Regions from separate parts of the Mus musculus genome. Here all the other regions are linked to region 3. Evidence: chromatin loops called from intact Hi-C (ENCODE). Cell type or tissue: left cerebral cortex. All regions are shown on one strand.

Region 1 (8,000 bases), 90 kb after region 3:
AGCCAAGAAATGAAAAGTTGAAAAATATAAATAATTTTTTATGACTATATTCAGAACAAACCTCATCTCGTTGCTGGGCTTATAGATATTTGCCACAATTTCTAGCTTCCGTGTGGGTCTTAGGGTCTGAGCTCAGGTCTTCATGCTTACATAGCAAGTGTTTTAATCACTGTGCCATTTCCTAGTACCTGCTGCCACATTTTTTATGAACCTTTTCCAAAGTACAGAAAACTAGAAAGAATTACAGTGAGCACTAATGAACCACCATCTAGAATATACAAGGGTTAACGTGCTGCTGTGTTTAGCTTATCACATGTCTATGCTTTTAGCCACCCACCAATCCAGTGGCTTTACCCTTTTTATTGGTATATGTCCATTGTTCATAATGATAGGTTGTTCATTTGTTTTTGTTTTTCAAGACAGGATTTCTCTGTGTAGCTCTGGCTGGCCTGGAACTCACTTTGTAGAGACTATGCTGGCCTTGAACTCAGTGATCCCCCTGCCTCTGACTCTTGAGTCCTGGGATTAAAGGTGTGTGCCACCACACCTGGCAAGACATTTTTCATACAAGTATGTATATCCTGTACTTTGACCATACTTTCTATCTATAACTCCCTTTGCTTCTTCCCCCTAACAGTCTTGCTTCTACTTTGGTGACATATATAAAAATGATTTTGTATATATATATATGTGTGTGTGTGTGTGTGTGTGTGTGTGTGTGTGTGTGTGTGTGTGTAATCTAGACTCCAGAAATGATATCAAACACATAATACATGTTTTTCTTCATCTGGCTTATTTCACTTAATATAATCATCTGTAGTTGCATCCATTTTCTGGCAAATGACATTTTATTCTTTATGGGTTCGTGAAAAACTCCATAATTCACACATACATTCACATTCATACTCAGACACATTTTATCTAATTGCCAGTTGAGAACCCAGGGCTGATTACATAATGGCTATTGTGACTAGTGTTGCATTAAAGATAGATGGGCATGTAATTTCTGTGGTATGCTGACTAATCTTTCATACACACACACACACACACACACACACACACACACACACCTAGGAGCTGGGTCAATATTTGAATTATCTTCATGCTTGATTTCAGCATATATTACAGAGCCATAATAATTAAGTAACATGGTGCTGGCACAGAAACAGACATGTAGATTGATGGGATATATAGGGCCTAGAAATAAACACACACATAAACACACACACACACATACACACACAGCCATAGCCAACTAATTTGTTTAGTTTTGAGGGTTTTGAGATGGAGTCTTATGTAGCCCTGGACAGCCTTGAACTCCTGATCCTGTCTCTACTTCCTAACTGCCAGGTTTACAGATATGTCACCATGCTTTACTTAGCCACTTGATTTTTGACAAAGATGTTAAAATCATACATTGTAGAACAGACAGCTTCTTTAGCAGATGGTGCCAAGAAAACTGAATATCCAATGACTTTATGTATATGAGTGTGTATCTGTGTATGGGTTTGCACACTGCAAGTGCAGTTTCCTGCAGAAATCAGAGGCATTGGATCGCATTGGAATTGGAGGTTTGAGGTACACAGTGTGGGTATTAGGAAGTGAACTCTGCAAGGTTACATGTCCTTTACCACTGAGGCTTTTCAGTGACTTCTAAATACATTGCAAAATAAGTAAAGCCTTACCATACATAACCCTCCCTTAGAGTCTGGCATTAGTAGAAAATCATTACCTAGAGTTTAGTACTTGTTTCAGTCACTGCCAAACCCTTCTCTTGGCACAGTCGGCATAGTGAAATGCATAGGTCTTAGGTATACCACAGGTGAGGTTTGACAAACATTTGATTACAATGAACATGCATTAATTAGTGCATGTGCATGTTGCTGCAAGTACTGGAGAAGGACTTTGTATGCTAGGTAAGCATTCAGTCACTAACTTGCATCCCCACATCCCTAAATAGTGGCTCAACATCATAACTTGTTTCACATTCTTACTTTTCACATAGTGGTCCTAATGATGCAGTCAGAATTCATATTAGAAAAATACATTTGAATCTTAGAATGTAGATGTAGAAGGAAAATGAGAGTCTAGATGGGAGATAGCAAAGTTAGGGGTCCTATTTCTAGGGGTGGTTGACAAGTTTGCACCAGGGCAGAGGGCTTGGAGAACACAAGGTTTCTAGAGGGGCTGGAGAGATGGCTCAGAGGTTAAGAGCACTGACTGCTCATCCAAAGGTCCTGAGTTCAAATCCCAGCAACCACATGGTAGCTCACAACCATTTGCAATGAGATCTGATGCTCTCTGAAAATAGCTACAGTGTACTTGTATATAATAAATGTTTTACTAAAAGGGTTCTAGAAGGGTTCTCTAGAAGAAGCAAAGAAGAACAAAAGGAAGTTAGAGCAGGAGTTATAGCAGACAACATGCTGGGCACATTACATAATCATCAGTGTTGCTTAGAACACAGGTAAGCCCATCTTCATGAAATAAAAAAAAATACTGCCTCCTTTTGCAAAGTTGACAGGTTAGCAGTTGGATATAGTTTCATGTATGTTCCATACTCTTAGACACACTTCACCTTTATCCTTCTTAGGCCTAGCACCTCCCTCTGGAAACCTTTCTTAAAAGTCCCACTCAAACATAGGCTGAGGCAGGCCCCCTTCTCTGGACTCCTCAGTCTTCATTCCCTCTAGAGCCAGCACTGATTCTCTCATACTGTCCCTGTCAGTCTCCTATAGTGCATCATGAGCTCCTTGATCTGGAAGACATTGAATAAGCTCAGGTTATGTGACTTGTTCAAGGCTACATAAAGTGAAAAAGTGTAGTGACGCCTAGGCCCTGTAACTCTTAAAATACCATTCAGATTGTGTTTTATTGGCCTGCCTAACTCAACACCTTTCTTTTCTCCCCTGCAAGGACTGAGGAGGAGAAGAAAGACTGGGTCCAGGTAACACCCAAGGCTTTGTGGTAGGGGTCTGGAAGGGTCTTAACAGGTTTCTTAGGGGCTGATAATAGATAAAATAAGCAGAACAGGCTCGGGACATCAGCTTTGTACAGATGCTATTATCACCCTCTTACAGATAAGCAAGCTGAAGTCCTGAGATTAGATAGAAACATTCTTTTAGGAAGTCAGTTCCTCTGAACCAAGCTTTGTAAAAGCTTGCACGCAGCCAGCAGCAGGAGGGCCTTCTGAGATTTTCCATCCACCACTCCCCTTTCCCACATTTGATAGTTACACCAGTCATAGACCTGGATTTAGGGAGGGATTTTCCCAGTCATGTGTAGCAGGGACAGACCTGGGTCTAGAACTCCAGGCTAAGGCATAGGAAGGTGTGGTGAGGGCAGAGATAGGTTGTCGTGGAGTGATCTGACCTCTCATTTCTCACACCTCTTCGCCAGGCCATCAATTCCACCCTCCTGAAGCATGAACAGACCCTGGAGACTTTCAAACTGTTGAACTCAACAAACAGGGATGATGAAGATACTCCCCCTAACTCTCCAGTAAGAGTCCTACTTTCCTCAGTACTGGGATCTCCTTGAAGCTCCATGTTCCCACCTTTTTCTTGAGATGATCTTTTCCTTTTCCAAGAATAGGGACCTGAGAGGCAGTGCAGACAAGCCCCCAGAAGCCAGCTTCTGCTAGTAGGGCTACAGATTGCACCCCAGAAAGTGAAGTGACTTACCTCCAATAATAGTATGCTCTCCCCAACCCCATGATGATTTAAGTGGCAAAGCAGAGGCAAGGTGGGCTGGCTGGACTGGACTGAGGAGCTATCTCTAACCTGGGCCCTAACCCTCCCCCTAGAACGTGGATCTTGGGAAGAGGGCACCTACGCCTATCCGGGAAAAGGAAGTCACCATGTGCATGCGCTGCCAGGAGCCCTTCAATTCCATCACCAAACGCAGGCACCACTGCAAGGCCTGTGGGCATGTGAGTGTTGGGAGGCAGGGGCAGAGCTAAGGTGGGGACAGGCTGACAGCCTAAAGGCCCACTTCTGATGGGGTACCCTCCAAGAAGGAGGAGGCTGCAAGTTGGCTGTGGTAGTTGATACACTGAAGAGAAGCCAAAGGCAATTAAGCTGTTCGTGCCCACTTGCTGCCCCAGGTGGTTTGTGGGAAATGCTCTGAGTTCCGAGCCCGACTCATCTATGACAACAATCGTTCCAACCGTGTGTGCACTGATTGCTATGTGGCCTTGCATGGAGCACCTGGGAGCAGTCCAGCCTGTAGCCAGCATACACCCCAGCGCAGGAGGTCCATCCTAGAGGTAAGAACTGGCTGGGTTCCTAACCACAAGCCTCAAAGTATGCCATAGTTACTGACCCAGGGTAAGCACTCATTAATCAGGTAATCCAGACTTGAAACAAGGAAAATGAGTGTACGGGTTAAAAGGATACTTTTTATTACAGAACTTTACACACTTAACTCTTACAGTAACTGCTCAACTCTTACCCTTAGTTTACATAGGAAGAAACTAAAACCCAGAGAGGATATTTGACTAAGTTATACAACCAGAAAAACACTTCTAGGGATCATTTTATCTGAGACAAAGTCTCACTGCATAGCCTAAGCTAGCCTATAGGTTTTTCTTTTTAATGAACCAAGTGCATTTTTAAAATTATGAAATAGGATAAGGAAACATAAGACATATTCCTTTACCCAGAAGTTGCCACTGTTAATACTGATCCTATCTTTTTAGGACCATGAATATACACATATTTGGGGTGATTGTTTTTTCAACAAAACCAAGGTATCCCAAATGTAAGGGAGCTTACTCTGTACCAGAACTATTTTAAATGCCTTGCTTATGCTAATTTCAATCTCATAAACACCCTCTGTGCTCTTCTCACAAGTCCTGCATTTTCATCTATTGTTAGGATCGAGACAGATGGTGTTAGCCACCTACTCATCCCATTAATCATAATGTTAGAAGGACTTTCTCAGAGCAGGCAATGAGTATATTATGAAAGATGAAAAGGGTTAGCTGTGAAAGTCCCTTAGCCTTAAGAGTGGCCAGCATTTCACTGTCCCCACTGAGATCTGCACACCCCTTATACTTGTTGTTAAGAGTCAGCAGCAGCCAAGCCTTGCTTTGTTTTATCTCCATGATGAAGGCTAAATCATTTCAGCTATGATTTGCACAGCTTGGCTACCGTTGTCTGAGACATAGTCCATACACTATGGGGCTGTTAAAGCCAAGAGCAAAGCCTTCCATCAACATTGATGTTCCCTGTCCTGTGTCTCTGATCACAGAAACAGGCCTCGGTCGCTGCTGAGAACAGCGTCATCTGCAGCTTCCTGCACTACATGGAGAAGGGTGGGAAAGGATGGCACAAGGCATGGTTTGTGGTTCCTGAGAATGAACCCTTGGTGCTGTACATCTATGGAGCCCCTCAGGTGTGCATCCCACTCCTTCAGGTTTTTCCAGCCATCTGACAAAGCTGGGCTGCTCCTCTCCTTGTCCTTTGGGGGCAGGGTGAGCCTAGCAAAGGGGAAAATTAAAACCCCTATCCTTATGTGACAGAATAGGTAGGTAGAAGAGTTTGGAGGCCAAGGTATGGGGACAATGAGGGTGAGGTGGGAAGTCTGGCTTTCTGGAGAAAACAGTAGAATAGACAGGCACCTCTAGGTCTGACACTTAAGTAGAACAGAATAGGCAGATAGAGGAACTAGCCAAAGGACTGAATCTATAATAGTTGATTTGGGCATGGGAGGAGATAGCCATGTAAACCAGCCTGCCTTCTAGTCCCAGTTCAGATATCTTCCTGTTCATTACAGTGAAATCAGTGTTCTTCAGCAGAGGGAAACAGCAGAACAGAGCAGTTTGACTGGGCAGAGGATACTGCCTAGCCCCTAGATGACACTAGTTCTCTGTTCCTTCTCTCCAGGATGTGAAAGCCCAGCGCAGCCTGCCCCTCATTGGCTTTGAGGTGGGGCCTCCTGAGGCAGGAGAGCGGCCAGACAGGAGGCATGTCTTCAAGATCACACAAAGCCACCTAAGCTGGTACTTCAGCCCAGAGACAGAAGAACTCCAGCGGCGCTGGATGGCTGTTCTCGGCAGGGCGGGCCGTGGGGACACATTCTGCCCAGGGCCCACACTGTCTGAGGACAAGGAGATGGAGGAGACACCAGTGGCAGCCTCAGGAGCCACTGCTGAACCTCCTGAAGCCTCCCAGACCCGAGACAAGACCTAGAGGGTTTGGGGGGAACTGGGAGTTTCTGCCCCACACTCCAGCTGCCCATGTTCAATTGGGGGCTCCAGCCCACTCCCAATGCAGTCAATACTTGAATTCCCATCAAGGGCACTTTCAATCCCGAATGCTGGGTCATGGGTTTTTTAATTCATCTTTTCACAAAAGGTGGGCTTTTTAAAAAAAAAAAAAAAACTATTCCTACATTGATGTTAATTTTTTAAATCCCTGTCCCCAGGGAGGGCGGGAGCTAATTGCTAGACTCACTTGAATTAGTTTCCTCCCAGTACCCCACTTCCACCCAGCTCCCCACAAAAGTACCAGAGGCAGGAGACCTGGATTCAAGTGCCAGCTCTGCTACTGACCCTGGGACCCCAACCCACCCTTTCCTCCTCAGCCAGTGTCTTCACATGTATGACCTTACATGGGGTGGTGACTAGACCCTTCTTGCCTTTCCCATGGCTTATAGCTTCTACCTAGCCCCAAAGCAATCCAGTATTTTATCGTCCAGATCCATGGCAGGGCCACTGGGCAGGACGGGAATGGGGGAGGGGGGGGGAGGACAATGGATACTGTTTTTTAAAGAAAAATACAGTTTATTTCAGGCATACAGTAACTTTCAGAGCACTGCTATGGTCCGTCCGTTTGTCCAAAGTCCCAGGCTACTAAGGGAGATGGGAGGGTACAGAAACTACTCTCTTGCCAAATTTTGAAGCTCAGCTTGCAGAAAGCTGATTCCAAGGTTAAATCATGGATTAAACAAGAAAATGTTATATGTTATTAAGGTCTTAAGCCTCATCCCTGGACTTAAAACAGCCCAACTTTCTCAAGTTCACCACTTTTAGTCAAGTCCTTCAAACTCTCAAGGGTATTCAAACAGGGAGCATTCCCAGGAGGATGCAAATTCTGGGCAGGATGAGGGTTGTTCTGAGGGAGGCTAGGGTGGGGACATTGGGGAATGTAGAGATGTCTACATCTTTTCTCTCTTCCAACTGTATGCTTATCCTGGCTGGATTACCAATCCAGCCAGCCTACCACTGTGGAATTCTGGTCCTTTCCACAAATGTACCTGCCAGTTTTCCACAAGTCTGGTCTACAACCACACCCACACTTGTCAGCCGTCTTCATAGTCACTGCACCTAGGAGGTACTATGCTGGGAAACCTGCTCTTAGCTCTCATATGGTACCTTAAGATTCAAGGGGCTGGAATAGGTCCCATCAACCCCACAACTAGGGCTTTCCTTCTCCTGAAGGGAAGGACAGGGGAACAAAGAAGGGTTATGGTTTCCAGAACAGAGGTGTATAGCCCCCAAACAGCTCCTATAAGTCTCATAACATTTAACAAACGAGGGCCCAAAACATGTACTGCCCTGCTCATTTCTTTCTCCGGACAATGGTCCAACCGTCTTCAACTATATCCTCTTCCTTAATAGTCTGGGTGTCTGGATCAGAGGGTTGAGGCTGTGGGCAGACCTCGTCAGTTGTGGCCCCATCATTAGTAGCTGTCACCTGGAAGGAAGATACAAGAGAAGTCTCTTAAGTACATTACCCAGGCTCTGCTACTAAGTTTTCCATGACTATGTGAGCTATCCTTGAAAATACCACTACCACCTACAACCGCCATCACTTCCCTGTGAATCTAGCTAGAAAATTAAAAACATTTAGGAATACCGCCCCTCAGTACAGGCACCTCTTTCACCTCCATTTCTTCCACGCTGTCCACATCATCTTCAGCCACATCAGTTTCTTTGGCTGTCATAAGTGGGGTAGCCGTGACTTTGCACTTTTTTTGGTTGATCTGAGAGGTCA
Region 2 (8,000 bases), 920 kb after region 3:
CCATTGTCAATCACCTGGAATTCTTGAGAGATGAGGAGCTAGAAGAGAGAAGGGAGAAACGCAGGAAACAATTGGCTGAGGAAGAAACAAAAATAATAGACAAAGGCAAAGAAGACAAGGAGAACAGAGATCAGAGTGCACAGGTGAGGTGACTCCAAAAGACTTAAGAGATGCAGCATTTTGTATTTATTATGATTTTGCCCTGCTCATAGTACTAAACTACTAGAAAATTCTAGAACATTACGTTGAACATGAAAGATTGTTCATTTCCAGATTGACTATTTACTCATCTGGTTTTTAGGCAAAAAGAAAAAAAAGTCAAACCCAGAGGTAAATTATTTCTCCACTACCTTACTGGGGAAATGTGAACCTTATACAATAGTCCTACTTTGTAAACTCTTTCTGAGGCCTAAAGGTAGACTCTCACTCAGCTCACATTCTTGGTTCTCACTTCCATTTCACAGTGGACTTCCAGAAAATTTTCCCACCTGAACTCTATTACCAAACAACTAATGTATATACATAAAAGCTAATAGAAACACAAAAAAGAATGAAGGCTGTAGTATGTCCCACTCATTCATCTATTAGGATATTGGGTAATTTTTTTCTTTATTTGCATACCAATCAAAGCTTCCCCTCCCTCCTCTCCTCGCAGTCCCTCCCTCTTCTCTTATCCCTTTCTCCTCAGAAAACAGGAGGCTGCCAATGGATATCAACCCACCTTGCTATATCAAATTGCTGTAGGACTAGATGCATCTTCTGTTGAGGCTAGATAAGGCAGCCAAAGGCAGACAACAGAGTAAGGAACAGCCCCTGCTTCTCCCACAAGACCAAGCTGTATATCTGTTAGATATGTGGAGGGACCTAGTTTCAGCCCCTCTGGGCCCAGGTTATTTGATTCTGTAGGTTTTCTTGTGGTATCTTTGACCTATCTGGCTCCTTATTGGGTAAATTAAAAATAAAGACATGAGGGGCTAGAGATAACCACAGTTTCATTCCCACCAATGTAACAGCTTAAAACTAACTTCAATCCAGGTGTGGTGGTGCATGCCTTTAATCCCAGCACTTGGGAGGCAGAGGCAGGCCTGGTCTCCAGAGTGAGTTACAGGACAACCAGGGCTATACAGAGAAACCCTGTCTCGTTAAAAAAACCTAACTCCAGTTCCCTGGAGTTTCTTTGTTTTCAGCCTAAACAAAACAAAACAAAACAAAAAATCGCCACAAATACCAGGTTCAGTTCAGAGAGCTCTTACCCCAAAATAATAAGGCAAAAAAAAAAAAAAAAAAACTAAAATGTACTGGGATTGAATCAGTGGTAATGTGCTTGCTCTATATAAGCCAAACCCACTTACTTATATGTAGGCACATACTGCTACACATGCAAAGAAATGGGGGGGTGCATTAATATTGAGGGTATAGCTTAGTGATAGGGCACTCTTCCAGTCTGTACAAGGTCCAGGTTTGATTCCTAACATGCTAAAATTAGTGCAGACACATTGAGGTATTTGTTTATAATAACAGGCTTGCTCTAACAAATACTTTTATTTATATAAAACTTTGCCTTAAAACCAGCAACATTGTATATGACTAAAAACTAAAATGGACATTGGATTATAGCTCAGTGGCATGTGCATGGTTTGATCCAAAGCAATACCCCAAAACAAAGCTAGAGTGGAAAAAATAATAAACCCAAAGAAGGGAAATAGGTGGAGCTAAGAGTTTCCTGTCTCACAATTGTGCTTATTTCTAATGTGTTCTTTTTTTATTCTTTCATTGTTCATTTCCTGCTCACTCCCATACTTTTGTCTTTATGTAACCTAGTGCATTCTTTCTAGTGTGTTGCTAGAGATAAAAAACTAGGACCTCACACATGGTAAACTTTTGAACTCTCCAGCTGGCCTGTATTCCCCAAGTCCTCTCCAAAGCTGTTGAACATTAGTATAGTGTATGTAAAGGAATTGGATAATATTTTGTATTCTGAAATGCCCACATGGCCAGGCCACTGAATTCCTTGATAGTCTAGGTAAGAAATAATGACTCTCATATTTGACCTTTCTTGTGTGCTTGTCTCCCATTACTCTCTCTTCTCTTTGCAGTGTACTGTAACTAAGACAAATGACTCCACTGAACAGAATGTCTCAGGTAACCCTCCCTCCCTTCCACTCTTGCTAATTAATCAGTGGATTCTTTCTAAATAGCTGGCCACATGGGCTGAAGACAGACACTGGTGCTCTGTGGGATGAGGTAGTAGATTGTATAGTTTTAGGGTCATACCCCATCTTGGAGATAACTATACAGTCTACTGTCTTTCCCACGGTGGTACACTTCCCATCCAACTAGCCCTGTTCAAGTTCCTGTTACGGTTATGCTGTGTTTCGGTCTGATATGTACACAAGCTATTTATCTTGTTCTTTTCCCCCACACACTCGGTATATACATCTTTGAGGTACATACTTTTGTATGGCACTTCATTAGAACACCTGGTGGCAGTGGTTCTCAGTTGCCAGTCCTCAATGAAAATTAACACAGGGAAGTCTAATATGTGTTTTAGAGCTAGATTTGTTCCATTCAAAAGTCTTTTATATTTAGAAGTTATATTCTCCTAGATCTTGGATAACAAACTATTGTTACTAAATTATTGGGGGTTTTTTCTTACAAAACCAAAAGTAATGCCTAGTTTAGTCCTTTTCATTCTTAATCTAAAATCTTAGTGGTCTATGGAATTTAAAAGTTTTAAGAACATTGTCTTTTAAAAGTGGGGTTTTGGGGATCATAGCTTTGTGGGATATATATATACACACACATACATACATACATACATTACATACATATACTTCTCATTCCTTCTAATCATCTTAACAATGGTCAGTAACCATTTTTGTCATTGGTCAATGTGGTCTCATGCTTGCCTCATATCTATTCAGAACTTTCTTCTGCCCTTGAATTGGGAGACTTGTTTTACCAAAGCCTACATAATATTTTAAAAGCACTGAAGAGAATAGCTGTCCCAGCGCTCTTAATATCTAGCAAAAGTATATGAAAGAAAGAATCTATGCTACAAGGTAAAGTGGCCTTTTGCCTACTGCCCTTACTAGACACATCTGCACATGCTGGGGTGAGGTAGTAAGTTGTATTGTTGTGGGGTAGGGATTTTAGGCCCCAGTAAGAAGATAACTATACAACTTACTACTTTCCTTGGTGTGTGGCATATTCACATTAAGTCTTGGCAGTATTGACTCCATTAGAGAAAAGTTGTAAATGTTTATTCAGTAAACAGGAATATAATAAAGGAAGGTGGAAGGGAACAGATGATAGAGTGAGGCAAATAATGTTAAATGACTTGCCCATATATTAGAACATTATTATGTTTATTTTACCATTGAGTATAAACTGGACATTCTTCTACTCTTTGATTCTATGATAACTTCATTTAGAATATGAATATGAAGAATATGAATGGAAACTGTAGGAATTTTTTTAATAAGAAGCAAGGCATGTTGGTTCATACTTTTGCAGTTCTAAAACTTTATAGGCAGAGGCAAGAAAAGCAAACATTCGAGGACAGCCTTGGCTTTAGCGTGAGCTCAGTGTTAGCCTAGGCTGCATGAGACCCTGTCTGTAAACAACAGCAGGAATGTAGAATTATGAATAAATTCTGACCATTTCTTGTTCCAAGTAGATCAGGAAATGTAAGGATCTATAAGCTTTTAGGAGGTTTTTTTTTTTTTCTGAGTAGCCTTGACCTATCTATGGTATGCAACTGTTCCCTTCTACCTGGAACATAGAAAGGATTGTACTCTCTAGATCATTAGAGTCATATCTCTGGTGTTGAGATACAGATAGTATTGTTATTTAGCCCTCATTATTATGATATGCCATCCAAGAACTGTTTCTGGGAACAGATTGATTTGAGAAAGATTTTCATGACTTTTATTTGAATGGGTCCTTACCAGGCTGCATGTGCTGATTGGATTCTTCCCATGGTCATTCGCTAAGTTCCCCTTAACCTCGAATATCATTCTTTCCAATAAAGATGGGACTCCTATGCCTGACAGCTATCCAACAACCCCCTCTTCAACGGATGCACCTACATCTGAGTCCAAGGAAACACTTGGTACCCTACAACCCTCCCAGCAACAGCCAGCACTTCCACCCCCACCATCCTTAGGAGAGATTCCTCAGGAACTACAGTCCCCTGCTGAAGAAGTGGCAAACTCTACACAGCTATTGATGCCTATAGAGTTGGAGGAATTGGGTCCCACAAGACCAAGTGGAGAAGCAGAAACAACTCAAATGGAATTGTCTCCAGCTCCCACCATAAGTGAGTAGAATGTCATCTTTAAAAGGGCATAAAAAAGAAAAGAATTGCAATCTTTGTAACTTTTCTCTGCTTTCTTACTTTAAAGAATTAGGAGCTCAGAATCCTCAGTTTACACTCCAGCTTTCTTAGTAGAAGCTCAGATTTCTTCTTTGTGTCCTCAGTTAATTATTGTTGTATATCTTAATGATAAGTACTAAGCATGCCATAATTTATCTAGGCAATACTCATTTCTGAACTAACTATCATGTCAGGTTTGTTATTTAACTTCTTTGAAAATAATGTTTCAGAGTTGGTGGTGCCTTCATTCATAAACTGAAATTCTATATCATTCAGTTTTCCTATCATTTACATACCTACTGCTCACTTATTTAAAATAGTGCATCAAAATTTTCAACAAAATACTTTTTTTTAACAAGGCAAACTGAAACTGACTTCACTATACCATAATTTCTATGCTGTGGACTGGAGAGATTTTTTTTAAAGATGCCAGTTTTGTTTGTTTTTGTCAGGGACTGTCACAATTTCTTTTCCTGTTGCTGTGATAAAATAATCTGACATAATTTTAAGGGAAGAAGGGTTTATTTTACTCACACTTTGAGGTTATATTCTATCATAGCGGGAAGAGTCACAGCAGAAACTTCAGGGAGCTGGTCACATATCATTATTCATAAAACAATACATGCATGCTTCTCAGTGCCCCTTCTCCAGTTAAACAGCCCAGGGTCCCTGGGAGTGCTAATTCCCAAATGATGTTTTTTCAAAGGCCCATGTCCTAGGCAATATTAGATTTGGTCAAGTTGATGATCACAACATAACCATCACAAGACAGTAACCATTACAAGAGCCTTTTTTTTTTTAGATAACTGAGACCACTAGCATGTTTGTGTAACTGGTACCTGCAGGAAACATTAGAGTAACAAAATCCCTACTTCAGATATCTAGGGACATTGTAGACGTGTGTAGAACAAACGTGTGGTACATAGAAAAGTCTTAAGGAACTTAAGGGCAGTTGAGATGGAAGAGTGGGCAATAGATAATCAAGTGGTAGATGAGTCTGTATTAACTGTTGCAAAAGGAAACAACCCTACCAAAGACTTTGCCTGTCATAACCTTGATTCAAAGTAGCCATCTAATTTCTCACTCTTAACTTCCTTCTAGCCTCTCTTTCCCCAGAGAGAGCTGAAGATTCAGACGCGTTAACAGCTGTCAGCAGTCAGCTGGAAGGTTCTCCCATGGACACCAGCAGCCTGGCTTCCTGTACGTTAGAAGAGGCTGTGGGTGACACTCCAGCAGCTGGCAGTTCTGAGCAGCCCACAGCAGGTAGTTCCACTCCTGGGGATGCGCCATCAGTTGTGGCAGAAGTGCAAGGCAGACCTGATGTATCAAGAGAATCCAACCAGCCACCTGAGGACAGGTAAGTACTATATAGCCAAGAGGAGATTAGGAATGCATTAGAAGTTATTTCAAGCTAAACACTATCAGGCATGCTTGTTGCACTGTGATTGATGTGTTCTATCTGAGATGGGTATTAGGAATGTTTTTGTTGTTTGGTTTGTGTTTGCTTTTTATGGGGAAACTGTATAAAGAAGGATGATTTCTTTCCCTAGCTCCCCCCCTGCATCCTCGGAGAGTTCTTCCACTAGAGATTCTGCCGTGGCCATCTCTGGAGCAGATTCTCGTGGAATTCTAGAAGAGCCACTACCTTCAACAAGCAGTGAAGAAGAAGATCCCCTTGCTGGTAAGTTTCTGTTTCCAAAAAAATCATTGCTTGGACAGACATAACCCTCCAAACACTTTCCTCCAGGTCGGTGTGTGAGTCGGGGGTGGGGGTTGTTGAAGATAGACTAGCAATAAGAGGATGCAGGTGTTGCGCGTAATGGAATGAGTTCAGGCTTAGAAGTCAGGTTAGCCTTAGCTCACTCATTCTCTACTTTTATAAAATAGGACCATTATTTAATATCTCTAATCCTCATTGACAAACACTATGTTAGTCAGTTTTCCATTGCTGAATCAAATGTCTGAAATAGCCAACTTTTAAAAGAAACGATAAGCTTAGCTCACAGTTACAGAGTTTTCAGTCTTTGGTCAGTTGTTTCTTGGTCTCTGTAGTAAGAGACTACTATATAATGGTGGCCACACACAATCTACATGAAAGTCTTTATAAAGGTTGACTTGACAGTGTATACCACTAATGAACTTTTTAAATTTATTTGAGCTGTTGAACTATTTGAAGCTTAGGAAGATGGGTTATGGCTCTTCTCTATATCTTTGCAAGCAGTGGAAACACAAATGGCTGATTTTCCTCAACCCATGATTTGTGTTTCTTTTCTCTGAGTATACCTTTGAACATCCATGAAGATGTAAGTTCCTTTACATCTTACAATCTCTTTAGGTATCAGTCTCCCTGAAGGTGTGGATCCCTCCTTTCTGGCTGCTCTCCCTGATGATATCCGTCGGGAAGTCCTACAGAACCAGCTGGGCATACGTCCACCAACCCGAAGTGCTCCCTCCTCAAATAGCTCAGCTCCTGCAGTAGTGGGGAACCCTGGTGTAACTGAAGTGAGCCCTGAGTTCCTGGCTGCCCTACCTCCAGCTATTCAAGAGGAAGTATGTAAGCGGGAACATGGTGAGAACAGTTTTAGCTTGAAAAGAGCTATACTCTTACTGATTTCTTTTCTTCTATAGGTGCTAGCACAGCAGAGAGCTGAACAGCAGCGACGGGAACTGGCTCAGAATGCGAGCTCAGACACCCCCATGGACCCTGTGACTTTCATTCAGACTTTGCCCTCAGATCTGCGCCGTAGTGTCCTAGAGGATATGGAAGACAGTGTGTTAGCTGTGATGCCACCTGACATTGCAGCTGAGGCTCAAGCTCTAAGACGAGAACAAGAAGCCCGACAGCGGCAGCTCATGCATGAGCGTCTTTTTGGACACAGTAGTACTTCTGCACTCTCTGCCATTCTCCGAAGCCCGGGTACACAGGGAGGCAAGTGGGAGGGCTCTGGAATATCTTGCTTGGCCTTGTTTTTTAATTAGCCTCCTTTACTACCTGTTAGTTGTTTGAACCCAGTTTCTCCTCAGTTCACCAAATTCAGTTTCCTTTTTCTTTTCTTGTAGCTTTTACCAGTCGCCTGAGTGGCAACCGTGGGGTCCAGTATACTCGCCTTGCTGTACAGAGGGGTGGCACCTTCCAGATGGGGGGTAGCAGCAGCCATAATAGGTACCCTTGTCTTTTTTTTTTTAAACCTCACTATACTACCTTCTGAGTCCCTTAATTTTGTAAGTAGAGAAGCTAAAAGATTTTGTGGCGGCCAGGATGACCATTCTGGGCTATTTTCCTTGAAATGAGTAGACAAGCAAAATCTGTTTAAATTCCAAGTGCCACAGCTCAAAAAGGCAGGCTAGCAGCAGATACTAGTTATGGTTTTAACAAAATAGTGGAGGCCTGTTTGGCCTTAGGACTGCAACAGATATGCTACAGAAATAGGGGAGGAGTTACTTACGACTAACTAGGATGAAGCACAGTAGATTTAACATTCTAAAACAATTATAGAAAAGATCAGTCCTTATAAAAGAATGGCAGCTCCTTAATCTAGAAAAGGCAAAAAGCAAGCTGTGGCTCATAGACCTTAGATTTTCATCACTTAGTAAATGATAAAAATATGAATCTCTGCTCTCT
Region 3 (8,000 bases):
ACTTATAACCACCTCACTACTCTGCTGAGGAATTTAAAACAACAGAACAGGAGAGCTACCATCAGAGCCCTTCAGATGACTCTTTTGACACAGGGTCTCACTATGAAGCTCTGTCAAGCTTGGAACTCATAGAGAACACCTGCTTCTGCCTCTCAGGTAGTGGGATTAAAAGGTATGTTCCACCACCCCCAGTAAACATAATCTTTTTTCACTAGAATATCTTACTAGCCAATAGAGGTAGAAAACAAAATCTAAGCAAGCTGAGAAGACCGTAGCGAAGCCAGATACAGCGGCACAGACCAGTACTCAGAAGCCTGATGAGAGAGAATTATCTCAAGTTCAAAGTCAGCCTGGGCTATACAGTGAGCACTAAGTCAGTTAAAGCTACATAGGAGTGCTATGACAGCATGCACAAGGCTCTGGGTTTAATCCTCAACATCCTTTTTTCAAGCCTAGGGCAACAGGAGGGAGGAGAATAGGAAGAAGGACCATTTAGGTGTTTAACTCAGTTGTTTGGCTGCAATTACAGGCCCATGTAAACATACACAGCCATTTTTGAGCCTTTAATCCCAGCATTTGGGAGGCAGAGGTAGTTTATGGTCAGCCTGGTCTACATAATGAGTTACAGGCCAGCCAAGAATTACATAGTGAGACTGTGTCTTAAAAACATCCAGCCCCCTCCCCACCACACACAAGAGCTTTTTAAAAGAATGTTTCCACCCAAAAGAAATGAAGCCTCACTTTCAGAGAACCTAAAGGGTCTATAGTTAGTCAGCCAATCTACCAAAAGTTCACCACAAACACCACCCTTACCCATACCCTCACAGCCCAAACTAGAATTTTCTACCTTGCAGGACAATAAATCTTAATCCCAAGTAGCCCCAGGGAAGGGGAGATCAAATGTGTGCTCTGACATTAAGTCTGGGCTCTATGAGGAAAACACAGGTACCCCACCCATCCACACTTACATTCCATGGTGTCTTCATTGGCGTGCTCAGTATCTTCTATATCAAAGACCTCAGTCATCTCCTTAACAATCTCAGCACTGAGATGGGTGGGCAGAGTGTGAGTGGGCGGTGGTAGTGTATAGAAGCTGATCTTCCCACTGTATTGGGAGATAAGGAGGGGTCGCTAGTGATGTCACTAAGAACAAATAACCCACCAAAAGAGGACGCAGGACAAGAAAGTCCAGAAAACAGCGTCTCAACAATGTGTTGAACTGCTGAATAACCACTAGGCACAGAATGTTGATTCCCAACCTTCGATCCAGGAAGTCAGGCTGTCCTACTGGCATCAATAAATACCACCTCCTGCTCAAGCCCTTCCTCACCTCACCCAGTCAGCCAGCACAGCTTTGGCAGCCTGTTCCTGACTATATACACCTCCCTTCTTCTTCTTTCCCAAGCGATGGGCCACTGCAGTCAGAAAGTGCTCAGTCGTCTGGAATCCAGATACACCATAGTAGCTGGAAATCTAACAAAATTAAGAAGAAAACCCATGAGAAGGAATGAAGGACCAGTGAAGTAGTAGGATGGGGCATGCATCCACTGAGGACCCTGCTCTATACCTCCTCCAGGTTGCAGCGCTGAAGGATGGTCTCCACCGGGGTCACAGGGTCTGCCAGCTTCTGCACATGGATGCAATTACGCAGGATGGTGCCCACCTCTGAATTGGGTCCTGGGACAATGCCTGGTGCATCCAGAAGCCTGATAAACTTGTCTAGGTAGACCTCCTGCATGAATCTAGAGGGAAAAACAAGGCCCAGCTGTACGTGATATTGAGTCACAAATGTTGGGTCTTGTGGGAAGGTGGTGGAGGGAGATCAAAGAAGAGAGGGAAGGGTATATAAGTCTTAGGTGAAGTGCAAAGATTTAGGGCCAGGGCCCGGCGTGGTGGTGCACGCCTTTAATCCCGGCGCTCGGGAGGCAGAGGCAGGTGGATTTCTGAGTTCGAGGCCAGCCTGGTCTACAAAGTGAGTTCCAGGACAGCCAGAGCTATAGAGAAACCCTGTCTCGAAAAACCAAAAAAAAAAAAAAAAAAAAAAGATGTCGGGCCAGGGAGGGAGATCTGAGGTGCTATAGACCCAAGGCTAATTCTAAAATTTACTCTCTTATACTGGGGACTTAACTGCAGGATCTCAGACAAGTTTCTGATTCTCTTCATCTAAGCAACAGAGCTATTTGTAGTTGTTAGGAAGGACCCAGCAAGGCAGCAAGCCTGGGATGAGCCAGGTAAATGAGGACTATTAGTAGGGGCTGATGAAGGCACGTGAACTAGGATGGAATGGTAATGTCAAGGATTTTTGAAGCGGGGGAGTGAGCAGATCTTACTTTGTGACACCAGGAACAGCTCCCACACTACAAGCACGGCTGCGCTTCAGGCTATTGATCAGACTGCTCTTCCCCACATTGGGAAGGCCTGCAAAGTAGGAGCAGAATACTCAGGGCAAAAAGTACTCACAGGAATTCAGGCCGGCCTGTTTAAGAACAGGCCTGGCACAGTCAGTAACCAGGCCATGGATGAGCCTAAGTACACTCCTGTCTTCCCACCCCAGACCCTGGCCAAGCCTCTAAGGGTCTTTCTAGTTCTCTCTTTTGTCAGCATTCTAGGCACACATGGCCCTCTCTCTAGATGTGCAGTCCACCTCCCACCACAACCAGCCTAGAGGGGTGCACCACATACGGCCTCACAGATATGACCTAACAGAAGGTGGATATCAAGTGTTGAAACAGGCCCACCTGTTCGAACTTGTAATTCCCCTGGGAGAAGGGACTACTCACCAGAGCCCCCCTCTCTGCACAGCTGTTTTTGCCTGTGGAATCTTTGTATCTGAGCGAGCACCTGTGCACCACTTTCAGTCTGGGGCTGTCTTTGTGAGTTTCTGCCTCACTGGATATCATTCTCACTGTCCTCTATGGGTACTGAAATTTACCAGTATGCACTACTCTCTTCCATGTGTGCTCAGGTACAGGTGTGGTAGGTACTTGGAAGTCTATGCATCTCTATGTGTCTCCTGGTCCTTTTCATTTCAAATGTGACTACTTTTTCCTTGTGTTGGACCTCTCACAGCTGTTTCTCAGGGTATCTAGAATGTTCTTTCTCATTCTGGACACTATCTTTTCTGATTCTCTCCACCTCGTCCATTCCACTTCTGACCACATGGCCACTCCGTTCCTTCTCTCTGGAGTGTGTCTATTGATGTATCCCCATTCATGTTTCATTATGCCTTGTCTTGTGTGCCTCCCTAACTATGTCTTTAATTCTCACTATACAAACACTTCACCTCATCACAGGTATGTCTGCCTCTGCGTGATTCCAGGTTGAATCAGAGAGTTACAGTGGGTCTGGGCACATGTGGGATCCCTGTGGCTTCATTTGCTTTGGGGCAGCAGAGACAGTGTTGAGTGTGGCAGAACTTAGGCTGCATGTTTTGCCTCCGAGTCTGTCTGTGCCTGCAGATGTGTCCCTTAGGGACCTGTACATGACACCATGCACGGGCATTTATATGTTCTTCAGGATCTGTATGTGTATGTAGACATATGTTGTATATCCCTGTGTCTATATCTATCTCTTTCATTCAAACTGTCTACATTCCTGCATGTTCTTTTGTTGGACGTGCATATCTACCCAAGTACATATCCCAAGTGTCTCTTCTTCACCAAACCCTCTACATGTGTCTGTACATGTGTCTTTACCTATCTCCTGTTGTTTTTAACACTGGGGACTAAACCCAGGGTCTCACGAATACTAGGGAAGTCCTCCACCACTGAGCAACACTCCCAGCTTTAACTTTTTTATGAAACAAGGTCGCATTAAGTTCCCTAAGGCGGGCCTTGAACTCAAACTTTCAACCTTCTAAAGCAGCTAACACACAGGTCTGGATCAGCAAGCCTGGCCACAAAATAGTTTTTAATGTCCCTTTTAGCATTTCTTTGGGGTAATAGCTTCTTCATTCTCTTTATAACTGCAACTTAAATTTGTCCTTTTCATTATCTACCAACTTCAGAATCTGGCCTCCTTGTTCTTTTTCTGTTGTCTATTCCAAAGTGTGGCATATAGCTAGAGTCTGTAGAGTTCTCTTCAGTATCTCAGGCTGAGACACTTTCCCTCTTTGATGATCTTTCCCTGCCCCTCAATTTTCCCATTCTCTTTCATCTCCTTCTACAGTATTTGGGTTTCAGAAAGACGGAGGCTTAAGCCTCAGCTCCTCCTTGTTTCCTTTTGTAGATCTCACTGTTCTGTCTCACTGTCTACAAGAGGCGGGTGAATCACACTTCCCTCCCACAGCTGACAGCCTGTAGTGTTTGGTACCAAGCATTTGGCTCTAACAGCGTTGAATCTGAATATGCCTTCCCATGTCCCACTAGCCAAATGGCAAATGCAAAACCACTCCAGAACTCTTCCCATCTTCCCCAAAGAAGCCTCACAAAATTCCAAACCCTTTCCCTCAATGAAGTCACTAGCCAAAAGAGCCTGGGCCCTGTGCCTAATTTACCCAGTCTTACCTACAACACCCACACGAATGTGGCCACGCACTTCCCCCAGGCGACAATAGTTCCCCAGGACCCTCATGAGATTTTCGGCTCCAAAGCAGGCTCTGCTTTTCAAAAGCGACTCAGAGGCCTGGTCCACTGGAACTTTACAACGAGTCTGAAAATGAAGAATATTACAAAAATGTGCATCAAGGAAGAGATGGAATTTGAGCCTAAATTTCCAACCTGCAGTGGAATATTCTGGGATTGCTAAACTTGGTTGCTTATCCCACTGAGTCCTTCCCAGCACTTCTTGGTTTCCAGTTGCTGTTGTCTGTATGTCTCCAACTTCCTCTGTCCCTGCTTCTAACTCAACATGCATGGCTTTTGACTCCCACAGCAGAGACAGAAATCCCAGCTTGAGGCAACACAGATTTCATTACTATCTCTCTCACTCATAGGCCTATGAGGAAAAGTCTAGCTTCCTTCCTGGGCCCCTGGTGTCTCATATGCACAAAAGGGAAGCCTGGCCTCTCTGCCTCTGCTGGATGAAAGGGTTCCAGGCCCAAAGCTGATCTTCCCTTGACCCTCACACAGGACAAGGCCATCCAGACTTCCCTACTTTTACTTTTGATGGTGGGAGAGCAGGGAGCCACAAGATTGTAAATGGGACACCTTATATTGGCAAGATTCTAGGAAAAGAGGTTCTCTTCACATACCCATCAACCCAAGTGGGAGGAGGGTTAATTGGCATTGCTGTCATAAAGAATAATTTGTCAGTGTCTAAGAAAATATCAAAAGCATAAGTCCAATATATAACCCAGCCACACCATTGGCCAGTACTTAACCCACATTAACACTTGTCCACATCCCAAGGAGATACATGCAAGTGGATTAATAAAAAAAAATACTACTTAAATAACAATGAAAATTGAAGAATAGGGTCTTGATGGTAGGGTGTCAGAGCAAGATGCTCTGAGCTCCCTACCCAACACTGTAAAAAAAAGAATAATGCAAAACTGAAAAGCTTGGCCCCCAGTAACCAATTTACCTTTCCAGAAACAACCAATGCTACAATAATACCTTAATGTTTTACAAGTATTTCTATATTGATATCAATAGGAAGTACTATGCCTTGTTTGGAGCTTTGTTTTGTATTTCTTTGTTTTTTAAGACAAGGTTTCTTTGTGACTCTCCTGGAACTTGCTTTATTTATTTACTTAAACTGTGATTGTGGCATACACCTTTAATCCCAGTACTCAGGATGCAGAGAAGAAAGATCTTTAACTTCAAGGCCAGCCTGGTCCAGCGAGTTCCAGGACAGCCAAGGCAACACAAGGAAACCCTGCCTCAGAAAAACAAAACAAAACAGAAAAGATTTATTTATGTTTATGTTTATGAGCATTTTGCATGTATGTATGTCTGTGTGCCACATGCATGCCTATTATCTGGAGAGGTCAAAAGAACTGAAGTTACAGATGGTTGTAAGCACCATGTGGATGCTGGGTACTGAACCTGGGTCCCCCAGAAGAACAGAAAGAACTCTCAGCCACTGAGCTGTCATCTCTCCAACCTCCTATGCCTTGTTTTAAAGAAGGGGGAAAACAGTTATTTTTTGAAGAGTTAAGAAGTAGTTAACTCGGGCCCCCAATGGAGGAGCTAGAGAAAGTACCCAAGGAGCTGAGGGGGTCTGCAACCCTATAGGAGGAACAACAATATGAACTAACCAGTACCCCCAGAGCTCATGTCTCTAGCTGCATGTGTAGCAGAAGATGGCCTAGTCGGCCATCACTGGTGTGATGGTTTGTATATCCTTGGACCAGGGAGTGGCATCATCTGAAGGTGTGGTCTTGTTGGAATAGGTATGACCTAGTTGGAATGGGTGTGTCACTGTGGGTGTGGGTATAAGATCCCCACCCTAGTTGCCTGGAAGTCAGTCTTCCACTAGCAGCCTTTGGATGAAGACATAGAACTCTCAGCTCCTCCTGCACCATGCCTGCCTGGATACTGCCATGCTCCCACCTTGATGATAATGGACTGAACCTCTGAACCTGTCAGCCAGCCCCAATTAAATGTTGTTTTTTATAAGACTTGCCTTGGTCATGGTGTCTGTTCACAGCAGTAAAACCCTAACTAAGACAACTGGGAAGAGAGGACCCTTGGTCTTGCAAACTTTATACACCTCAGTACAGGGGAACGCCAGGGCCAAGAAGTGGAAGTGGGGGGGTTATGGGGGACTTTTGGGTGAGCATTTGAAATGTAAATGAAGAAAATACCTAATTAAAAATATATGCAGAAAAAAATAAGTAGTTAACTCTATTTTCCAGATCTCCTGTAGATAGCATGTATTAGTACATCCTCACAAGTGGAAAAAAAACATGCTTTCTGAAGGGCAATAATACAGGAAGAAGTTGAAATAAAAATTAACAAGTCACCCACTAGAGAAAATAACTCAAAGTTGGAAGCCCAATCCAAATCTTAACACGTATAACCATGGCCCCAAACCACAATGAAAGAGGCTAGACCACCTAACTCAAAGCTTACCAAGTTTTTGACCTGATGATGCTGGGTGCTGGCCTTGAAAGCCACAGTTGGCAGTTCATTGAGAAGGTATTCCAGCCACTTTTCCACAATCTCCTTGGGAACGAGATCTTGGAAAAATAGGGACAGCCACAACTTGTAAGATCATTACTTTGATGGCTTCTCTCAAGCCACACACCCATGTCTAGGTCTACCTCCTACTAACGGATTTCTCATCTTTTCCTAACTGACCCTGCCTAGTGCCCAGGATGGAGTTACAAAGGACAATTTGATCCACGGACCCAGTTGGCCGTCCCTAAGGTTTATTTTCTTCAAGAAAATAAGTAAAGAAGCTACCTCATTCCATGCAAAGGTGTACAAATATTTCATTCCCAATCATTCTGTGTCAGACTAAGTGTCAAAGAAAAGCCATCACCCAGAATGGCTATGATTTGTGGCAAGTGGATTATACACCAAGCTCTGTATTAATTCTCATAACAAAGCTATGAGACTGAGATGTCCAGGACCCTCTTTACTGTTTGAGAAATAGAAGTTCTTGTGACTGGTATGACCTGTCTGATATCCCAAAAAAAAAAAATAGCAACAGTAGGATAAGACTACACCTTCAATGAGTTCCAAGCCATGTGCTTGCCCCAATCTTTCACTTCCAGTCTGTGGAGACAGGTCTCTAAGAATGACCAGCCATTGAACTAGCTCAAAATTGCAAGGAAAGGGGGCTAAAAGGCAAACAGGTTCAGACTCTACCCCCTCAACCCATGTTACATTCTGTGTATGTCTGTGCGTATATCAGAAGATATTTCTGGCTTTGGAAATTTGAACAATATAAATGAGTTGCTGGGTCGCAGCACCTAATCTGAGCTAGCCTTAGCTTAACCCTTCCCTGCCTTCCCCAACCCTTCTCAAACCTACCTATCTTATTTAAGACCAAGACCAGCTTCTTGTTGCCTTCTGCACGAAGGACAGTCTCCTCCATCTGGAAACAGCGGC

Evidence for each region. Peaks named below come from ENCODE experiments on the same cell type or tissue, not always from the same donor. Only the 100,000 strongest peaks of a DNase experiment are listed, where the experiment ranks them.
Region 1: a loop joins it to region 3, with 2.7 times the contacts of the local background. A loop is called at or near these places in 5 of 42 quality-filtered maps.
Region 2: it touches region 3 in a loop (5-fold over the local background); 2 of 42 quality-filtered maps call a loop at or near these places.

What each region holds. Positions count from the first base shown.
Region 1 is chrX:151,082,715-151,090,714 of GRCm38, forward strand. Fgd1 (FYVE, RhoGEF and PH domain containing 1) reads left to right here. Exons shown (of 18, transcript NM_008001.4): 13 at 2,917-2,947; 14 at 3,400-3,501; 15 at 3,806-3,931; 16 at 4,106-4,267; 17 at 5,254-5,397; 18 at 5,889-6,972. The coding sequence ends at 6,194. It overlaps Tsr2 (TSR2 20S rRNA accumulation), which reads right to left. Exons shown (of 5, transcript NM_001164578.1): 4 at 7,882-8,000; 5 at 4,380-7,700. The coding sequence ends at 7,566. Among named protein-coding and RNA genes, the nearest start is that of Tsr2, 9.8 kb to the right of the region's middle. In left cerebral cortex, no CTCF peak of the experiment used is centred here; DNase peaks (open chromatin) are centred at 3,757, 4,047, 4,899, 5,819 and 1 more place; H3K27ac peaks cover 1,321 bases.
Region 2 is chrX:151,910,113-151,918,112 of GRCm38, forward strand. Huwe1 (HECT, UBA and WWE domain containing 1) reads left to right here. Exons shown (of 83, transcript NM_021523.4): 58 at 1-143; 59 at 2,097-2,142; 60 at 4,034-4,321; 61 at 5,480-5,735; 62 at 5,929-6,059; 63 at 6,714-6,928; 64 at 7,007-7,295; 65 at 7,439-7,541. It overlaps Mirlet7f-2 (microRNA let7f-2), which reads left to right and starts at 2,234; the gene lies at 2,234-2,316. Mir98 (microRNA 98) reads left to right here and starts at 3,102; the gene lies at 3,102-3,209. In left cerebral cortex, no CTCF peak of the experiment used is centred here; no DNase peak of the experiment used is centred here.
Region 3 is chrX:150,992,681-151,000,680 of GRCm38, forward strand. Gnl3l (guanine nucleotide binding protein-like 3 (nucleolar)-like) reads right to left here. Exons shown (of 16, transcript NM_198110.2): 7 at 7,923-8,000; 8 at 7,017-7,123; 9 at 4,506-4,650; 10 at 2,331-2,418; 11 at 1,568-1,742; 12 at 1,331-1,473; 13 at 969-1,105. Among named protein-coding and RNA genes, the nearest start is that of Gnl3l, 21 kb to the right of the region's middle. In left cerebral cortex, no CTCF peak of the experiment used is centred here; a DNase peak (open chromatin) is centred at 4,288.